Regions from separate parts of the Homo sapiens genome. Here region 1 is linked to region 2. A link is an interaction called in ENCODE POLR2A ChIA-PET data of the cell type or tissue named here. Cell type or tissue: Caco-2. All regions are shown on one strand. Links, peaks and the distances in the headings refer to the core of each region. The heading gives the core; the rest is flanking DNA. Region 1 has its middle 22 kb from the start of SNN. Region 2 overlaps LOC105371082 (a long non-coding RNA gene).

Evidence for each region. ChIA-PET counts read pairs that join two places held together with the same protein. Peaks named below come from ENCODE experiments on the same cell type or tissue, not always from the same donor. Only the 100,000 strongest peaks of a DNase experiment are listed, where the experiment ranks them.
Region 1: POLR2A ChIA-PET joins it to region 2 with 7 read pairs; 2 of 35 experiments call an interaction of 5 or more read pairs at or near these places.

What each region holds. Positions count from the first base shown.
Region 1 is chr16:11,644,653-11,649,042 of GRCh38, reverse strand. No RefSeq gene overlaps it. Among named protein-coding and RNA genes, the nearest start is that of SNN, 22 kb to the left of the region's middle. In Caco-2, for the core only: no CTCF peak of the experiment used is centred there; no DNase peak of the experiment used is centred there.
Region 2 is chr16:11,282,251-11,286,640 of GRCh38, reverse strand. All of the region lies in intron 1 of LOC105371082 (a long non-coding RNA gene), which reads right to left. Among named protein-coding and RNA genes, the nearest start is that of PRM1, 3.1 kb to the right of the region's middle. RefSeq lists enhancers at 1-33, 34-534. In Caco-2, for the core only: no CTCF peak of the experiment used is centred there; a DNase peak (open chromatin) is centred at 2,498.

The DNA.
Region 1 (4,390 bases), core at 117-4,116, 360 kb before region 2:
AAAAAACTTGTAAAGCACTCAGAATCATAGTCAGTACAGGAACGTCTTTGCATGATGTCCTTCACCTTCGAAGGGACCTCAATAGTCTCTGAGAGTTTCTTTGTTTTATTTTATTTTTTCTTTTCTTTTTCTTTTTTTTTTTTGAGGCTGAGTCTCGTTCGGTTGCCCAGGCTGGAGTGCAGTGGCATGATCTTGGCTCACTGCAACCTCCGCCTCCCGGTTTCAAGTGATTGTCCTGCCTCAGCCTCCTGAGAACTGGGATTACAGGTATGCACCACCATGCCCAGCTAATTTTGGTATTTTCAGTAGAGACGGGGTTTCACCATGTTGGTCAGGCTGGTCTTGAACTCCTGACCTTGTGATTTGCCTGCCTCGGCCTCCAAAGTGCTGGGATTACAGGTGTGAGCAACTGCACCCGGCCTTTTTTTTTTCTTTTTTTTTTTTTTTTTTTTTTTTTATGACAGAGTCTTGCTCTGTCTCCCAGGCTGGAGTGCAGTGGTGTGATTTCAGCTCACTGCAACCTCTGCCTCCCAGGTTCAAGCGATTCTCTTGTCTCAGCCTCCCGAGTAGCTGGGACTACAGGTGCACCACCACACTCAGCTAATTTTTGTATTTTTTAGTAGAGATGAGTTTTCACCAAATTGGCAAGGCTGGTCTCAGACTCCTAACCTCAGGTGATCCGCCTACCTCGGCCTCCCAGAGTGCTGGGATTACAGGTGTGAGCCACCAGGCCCGGCATATATCTCCTTTTTTCTAACATAGAAAATCTGGGTTTCTAACAACATTAACACAATTTCTTCCTTCCTTCCTTCCTTCCTTCCTTCATTCCTTCATTCCTGTCTTTCTTTCTCTCTTTTTGAGTCAAGGTCTGGTTGTATCACCCATGCTGGAGTGCAGTGGCATAATCTTGGCTCACTGCAACCTCTACCTCCTGGGCTCAAGCCATCCTTCCACCTCAGCCTCCTAAGTAGCTGGGACTACAGGCATGCACCACCAAGCCTGGCTAGTTTTTGTATTTTTTAATAGAGACAAGGTTTCGCCAGTTTGAGGAGGTCTCAAACTCGTGAGCTCAAACGATACACCCGCCTTGGCCTCCCAAAGTTCTGAGATTACAGGTGTGAGCCCCCGTGCTCGGCCAATTTCTTATTTTCTTTATCCTATATTACAAAGATAATCATTTCTTTTTAAAAATTTACAAAGAAAAGAGGTTTAAAAGTTCAAGATTGGGACCAGGCGTGGTGGCTCATGCCTGTAATCCTAGCACTCTGGGATGCCGAGGCAGGCGGATCTTTTGAGGTCAGGAGTTCGAAACCAGCCTGGCCAACATGGTGAAACCCCATCTCTACTAAAAATACAAAAAATTAGCTGAGTGTGGAGGCAGGCGCCTGTAATCCTAGCTACCTGGGAGGCTGAGGCAGGAGAATTGCTTGAACCCAGGAGGCAGAAGTTGCAGTGAGCCAAGATGGTGCCATCGCACTCCAGCCTGGGTGACAAAGCAAGACTCCATCTCGAAAAAAGAAAAAAAAAATAGTTGAAGATTGGGCAGCTGGATTTGGTGAGGGCCTTGGGCCGTGTCCACTCATGGTGGATAGCAAAGAGGGAGCAGGCATGTGCAGAGATCATGTGGTGAGAGAGGAAGCAAGAGATGGCAAAAACCTGACAGCTTCACTGTCAGAATGCTAATATAATCACTACCTATAAGATAACTGAGTACAGGTGAGGATTTCAATGTAGTTCTGTTTCATGGTGGTTCTTTTGTCCTTAGGGTAAAACCCACTAGAGATATATAATATCTGGTATAATACAATCAAAGTGCTATTTTTTTTTTTTTTTTTTGAGACAGAGTTTCGCTCTGTTATCCAGGCTGGAGTACAGTGGCACAATCTCGGCTCACTGCAACCTCTGCCTCCTGGGTTCAAGCAATTCTCCTGCGTCAGCCTCCTGGGTAGCTAGGATTACATATGTGTGCCACCACTCCCAGCTCATTTTTTATTATTAGTAGATAGAGACAGGGTTTCACCATGTTGGCCAGGCTGGTCTCGAACTCTTGGCCTCCCAAAGTGCTGGGATTATAGGCATGAACCACTGTGCCCTGCTCAAAATGCTTTTTTTTTTTTTTTTTTGAGATGGTGTCTCGCTCTGTTGCCCAGGCTGGAGTGCAGTGGCACAATCTCGGCTCACTGCAACCTCTGCCTCCTGGGTTCAAGCAATTCTCATGCATCAGCCTCCCGGGTAGCTAGGATTACAGTTGGCCAGGCTGGTCTCGAACTCCTGGCCTCCCAAAGTGCTGGGATTACAGGCATGAGCCACTGTGCCTGGCTCAAAATGCTATTTTTGTTTTTTGAGACAGAGTCTCGCTCTGTCACCCTGGCTGGAGTGCAGTGGCACGATCTTAGCTCACTGCAACCTCCACCTCCCGGGTTCAAGCAATTCTTCTGCCTCAGCCTCCCAAGTAGCTGGGATTACAGGCATGTGCCACCACACCTGGCTAATTTTTGTATTTTTAGTAGAGACGGGGTTTCACCATATTGACCAGGCTGGCCTTAAACACCTGATCTCATGATCTGCCCGCTTCGGCTTCCCAAAGTGCTGGGATTACAAGCATAAGCCACCGTGCCCAGCCTCAAAATGCTATTTTAAAGTCACTTTCTGTGAGCTCAATGGCAGAACACACGGACACATACAGGGGAACAACATACACTGGGGCCTTTTGGAGGGTGGAGGGTGGGAGGAGGGAGAGGATCAGGAAAAATAACTAATGTGTACTAGGCTTAATGCTTAGGTGATGAAATAATCTGTACAACAAACCCCCATGACACAGGTTGACCTATGTAATAAACCTGCACTTGTACCCCTGAACTTCAAATGAAAGTTAAAAAAAAAAAGAAGAGGCTGGGTGCAGTGGCTCACACCTGCAATCCCAGCACTTTGGGAGGCCAAGGTGGGCAGATCACCTTAGGTCAGGAGGTCAAGACCAGACTGGCTGACATGGTGAAACCCCATCCCTACTAAAATTACAAAAAAATTTGCCGGGCATGGCAATGCCTTCCCGTGATCCCAGGTATGTCGGGAGGCTGAGGCACGAGAATTGCTTGAACCCAGGAGGCAGAGATTGCAATGAGCTGAGATTGTGCCACTGCACTCCAGCCTGGGTGACAGAGTGAGACTCTGTCTGGAAAAAAAAAAAAAAGGAAAAAAGTCACTTCCAATAATCCTTCTTAGTGTGGTTATGCCAAATTGGCATATACTCAGGGTTTTTTACTTTTTTTTTTTATTTTAAGGGATCGGTCTTTTTGTCTTTGATTTTACTTTGTAATTTTGTAAAATATTTACATTTACCAAATAGAAACTCTGAAACAAGACACACTCAGAGAAGCTGAGCTTCCACCCCTCCATCACCAGTCTGCCTCCTCTTACCCTGTAAATACCCATGTTGGCTTTATCATTCCATCGTTTTTCTTTGAAAATGTGAACAAACATATACAAACCACAGGTGTATTGAGAAGGTAGGTAGCATGCTTTGCATTCATAGTTCTGATCCTTGGATACTGTTATTTATTTATTTATTTAAAATTTTTTTTGAGACAGAGTCTCACTCCATCACCCAGGCTAGAGTGCAGTGGTGCAACCTCGGCTCACTGCAACCTCTGCCTCCAGGGTTCAAGCAATTCTCCTGTCTCAGCCTCCTGTGTAGCTGGAATTACAGGCGCCCGCCACCATGCCCAGCTAATTTTTGTATTTTTAGTAGAGATGAGGTTTTGTCATGTTGGCCAGGCTGGTCTCGAACTCCTGACCTCATGTGATCCACCTGCCACGGCCTCCCAAAGTTCTGGGATTACAGATGTGAGTCACCACACCTGAACAGTTATTTATTTTTTTTTGCTTAACCATATATCCTGGAGACCACTGCATTGTAGGATAAGGAAACATTTTTTTTTTTTTTTTGAGATGGAGTCTCGCTCTGTTGCCCAGCCTGTAGTGCAATGGCGCGATCTTGGGTCACTGCAACCTCCATCTCCTGGGTTTAAGCGATTCTCCTGCCTCAGCCTCTTGAGCAGCTGGGATTACAGGCATCCACACCTGGCTAATTTTTGTATTTTTAGTAGAGACGGGGTTTTACCATGATGGCCAGGCTGGTCTGGAACTCCTGACCTCAGATGATCTGCCCGCCTCGGCCTCCCAAGATGTTAGGATTACAGGCGTGAGCCACTGTGCCCGGCCTTCTCATTTCTTTTTTCTCTTTCCTTTTTTTTTTTTTTTTTTTTTTTTTTTTGTGAGACGAGTCTCTCTCTATCTTCCAGGCCGGAGTGCAATGGCATGATCTCGGCTCACTGCAACCTCCGCCTCCCGTGTTCAAAGGATTCTCCTGCCTCAGCCTCCTGAGTAGCTG
Region 2 (4,390 bases), core at 101-4,100:
GTAGCTGGGACTACAGGCGCCCGCCACCGCACCTGGCTAATTTTTTGTATTTTTAGTAGAGACGGGGTTTAACCGTGGTCTCGATCTCCTGATCTCGTGATCTGCCTGCCTCGGCCTCCCAAAGCGCTGGGATTACAGGTGTGAGCCACCACGCCTGGCCTCTTTTCTTTTCTTGAGACAGGGTCTTACTCTGTTGCCCAGGCTGGAATGCAGTGACGGGATGACGACTCACTGCAGCCTCAGCCTCCTTGGGCTCAGGTGGTCCTCCCACCAGCATAGCTGGAACTACAGGTGCATATCACCATATCCAGCTAATTTTTGTATAATTTGTAGAGAGGGAATTTCACCATGTTGCCCGAGCTGGTCTTGAACTCCTGGGCTCAAGCGACCCACCCACCTTGGCCTCCTAAAGTGCTAGGATTACAGACATTGTTTTCTTTCTGTTCATGGAAATAACTCATTCAACATACCCTTACAGTGAAAAATCCCCCCAAAATACAGAAATGAATAAAGTAGAAAGTGAAGCCTTCCATTATTCCACCTCCCACTGTCAGGTCAATGTATCACATTCTAGACTTTTTCCTCTGTGTATGTGAGTGTTAATTTCTAATCTTTTTACAAACATGGGATGACACCCTACATTTTGGCAACTCACTCAGTTTCGATATAGCATAGACCTCCTTCCATATCAGTCCACATCACATCACTCTCCAGGGTTCTGAATGCTTGTGAGCTATTCCACAACATGGGTGAAACAACTGATTTACCATTTCCTTAAGATGAACATTAAGCGATTTCTAATTTTCCCCCACAAACAATGCTTTAATGAACACCCTCCATCTCACACCTGTATGAACACGCAGGAGAATTTCTTTGGGATAAATCCCTGACTATGGAATTGTGGCTATGATGGCACATTTAAAACACTGTCATCTTACTGCTAAATTATCCTTTCATTATTCTGGGAATGAACTGCCTGCATTCACCCCTCCCAGTGGCACAGCAGGGCACATATCCCCTACCCCTGCCTTCCTCCTTTGGTGATGTCTTTCCTTGAACAGGGCGGGGGTGAGAGGCCACTGTGACAACACAGACGTGGGGGTCGGCAGAGGGACAAGCCATGTGGCTGCCCAATTAGGACCTCAGGGAACAGTATTGGATGTCCCCTTATGAGACTCAGCGTGTGTTTAACTGGCAGGAGTCTTGGTGATTTCTAATCGCCAGTGCCAAGGACAATACCCAACAGAAGTGGGGTGGCTGGCAGGGAGAAGCTAAACGTCGTTTTAAAAATCATGATAACACAATTTTAGATTTGGAAAAAGCCAAGAAAAGAATCCTATCATACAAAGCATCCATTTGCCATTCACTTATTCATTCAACAAATATTTCAGTTCCTTTTAGTTCAGGTTATTCTCAGTATTAGGATTGTCACACTGAACAAAAGAAAGTCTCACTGAACTTCCATCCCACTTGGGGAGACAAATTATAAACACAGTATCAGTGAGTGGCAAGTACTGTATTAGAGTAACAGCCAGCTGCTGTGACAAACCCAAAATTTCAGATGACCACGGAAGGCTTCAAGATCCCAGACGAGGCCAAATGTCCCCACCGCCTAGCTCCAGGGCATCCTCTTCCCAGAACTCAGAACTAATCTCTGTGGCTGGGCAAAGTGGCTCATGCCTGTAACCCCAGCAAGTGATTCTCCTGCCTCAGCCTCCTGAGTAGATGGGATTACAGGCAAGAGCCACCATCCCAGCTAATTTTTGTCTTTTTAGTAGAGACAGGGTAACTCACATGGTCTCAGAGGAACCTGATGAGATGTCGAAGATTGATAGTCACCCTGGACTGGGTGTGGTGGCTCACGCCTGTAATCCTAGCACTTTGGTAGGCTGAGGTGGGTGGATCACTTGAGGTCAAGAGTTTGAGACCAGCCTGGCCAAAATGGTGAAACCCCGTCTCTACTAAAAATACAAAAATTAGCCACGCGTGGTGACATATGCCTATAATCCCAGCTACTCAGGAGGCTGAGGCAGGAGAATCGCTTGAACCTGGGAGGCAGAGGTTGCAGTGAGCCAAGATGGTGTCATTGCACTCCAGCCTGGGCAACAATAGCAAAACTCCATCTAAAAAACAAACAAGCAAACAAAAAAACCAACCAAACAAAAAAAAGTAAGTGTTAGAGGATTGGGGGTAACAATTTTACCTCAATCTAGATCTGAATCAATTAATGAAAAGTTACTGCTAACCTACTATGTGCTACTGTATCCCTCTTAGTGACAATAGACTTTAGCTTCAAATTCATGGTTTCCCCATCTTGCTGGGGTCAGGGGTGGGCTCCATCCCCTTCGGGGAAGAGAGTACTAACTGTCTACCTGGTATCCATCAGCCCCTTCTCCTTTCTAGGAGCCCTGCTTTACCCCAGGGGGCAGTGTGCTTTTGCAGGGAGGCCAGTGATCAGAAGGGGAAGTTGCTGGACAGGGCATCTGGGAAAGCTCTTTATACCATGAGGATTCCATTGAGGCTGCTGTGAGCTATGATTGCGCCACTGCACTCCGGCCTGGGCAAAAGAGCTAGACCTTGTCTCTAAAAAAGAGACAAGAACTCCCTTTGCCACCCCTCCTCTTTCTCCTTCCTGCTTGCACGGTGGATATGGGTGGGACTCCAGCAGGGCCAAGTTTAGCCCTTAGTGTGCCTTTGTTCAAATTTGGAAGAGACTTCTGCTGTGAGCAGGCAAATTAGGAAAAAGACAGCTCCGATGGGCTGAAACATTCCCTGTGAGTACAGGGCCTGGAGTGGCAAGTAGACCACAGGCTGGATTTCAGTCCCTACTCAATCCCTTTGGCAGGGAGCTTGGAGCAGGACACAAACTGCACAACCATCCCTGGCAGCCCTGATCTTGGACTATGAGGCAACTTTGTGGATGGAAAGCACTTGCTGAAGGCAGAGCTAAAAGACAAAAGCCTGGACCCTTGAAAAGGATGGAGCCTCACACCAGCCCTGGCTGACCTCCCTGGGTTTTCTTTTGTTCTTTTTAAAAAAATTTAATAATCTATTTTGAAATAATTTCAAAATTTCAGAAAACTTGCAAGAACCCCTGACAAACACCTCCCCTTTACACAGATTGGCCAATTGTTTTTTCAAAAAAATCTTTTTTATTTTTTTTTTATTTTTGTAGAGATGGGCTCTATGTTGCCGAGGCTGGTCTCGAACTCCTGGGCTCAGCCGATCTTTCCAAAGAGCTGGATTACAGGTGTGAGCCACCGCGCCTGGCATGGCCAGTTGTGAACGTTCTGTCACATCTGTTCAGCTCCCCGCCCCCATCTCTGTCTCCTCTCTCTCCCTTCTTCTCCCTCTTTCTCTATGGGTAAATCCTTGAGAGTAGTTGGCAAACATATGTCATCACCCCTAAATCCTCCAGCATGTGTATCCCCCAAACAGGGACAATCTAATGACCCCCGAAATCACCTCTGACTCCTTAAGAAAAACATAAAACTTCCACCCAACTCACTCATTTCGGTTTTCTGTTTAAGTAGCCAAACCAATTCTAACTGCTCCCCTCTTTACCCTTAAAATCCATGGGGCTGTGGAAAAGACCACACCATGACCAGTGCCCTGCACCATGCTCTGCTCCAATCCCTCACACCTGTTAGCACCTTTTGGCCTCACAGCTTTTCGTGTTTGCAATTGAGCTGAAAGTCAGGTAACATAAAATACATCATTTTAAAGTGTGTAATTCAAGGCCAGGTGTGGTGGCTCATGCCTGTAATCCCAGCACTTTGGGAGGCTGAGGCGGGCAGATCACTTGAGGTCAGGAGTTCGAGACCAGCCTGACCAACAAGGTGAAACCCCATCTCTACTAAAAATACAAAAATTGGCCAGGTGTGGTGGCGGGCGTCTGTAATCCCAGCTACTTGGGAGGCTGAGGCAGGAGAATCGCTTGAAGCAGGAGGCGGAGTTTGCAGTGAGCCAAGATTGCGCCGCTGCACTCCAGCCTGAGCGACAGAGCGACACCCTGTCATTCGTTCATTCAAAATTAAATAAATAAATAAAGTGTGTAATTCAGTGGCATTTAGTACAGTTACAATGTTGTGTAACCACCGCCTCTATCAAGTTCCAAAGCATCAGCCCACAAGGAAGCCCCCCACCCATGGCACAGCTGCTCCCTGCTCCACCCGCCCTGGTCACCCCGATCACTTTCTGTCTCCACGGATCCCCTGCTGCCTGGCCCTGCATAGAAACAGAACTGCACATCCTGCACCGCCTCAGAACAGTTGCAGGAGCAGCTCTTTCTTCCCAGGTGCTCCTCCCTCCTCTTACTATAGCATCCATTTAGGGTTCACTTCGCCAGCACCCCTTTGGGGCTCTCCCTAGAGCCTCACCTGAGGTCAAG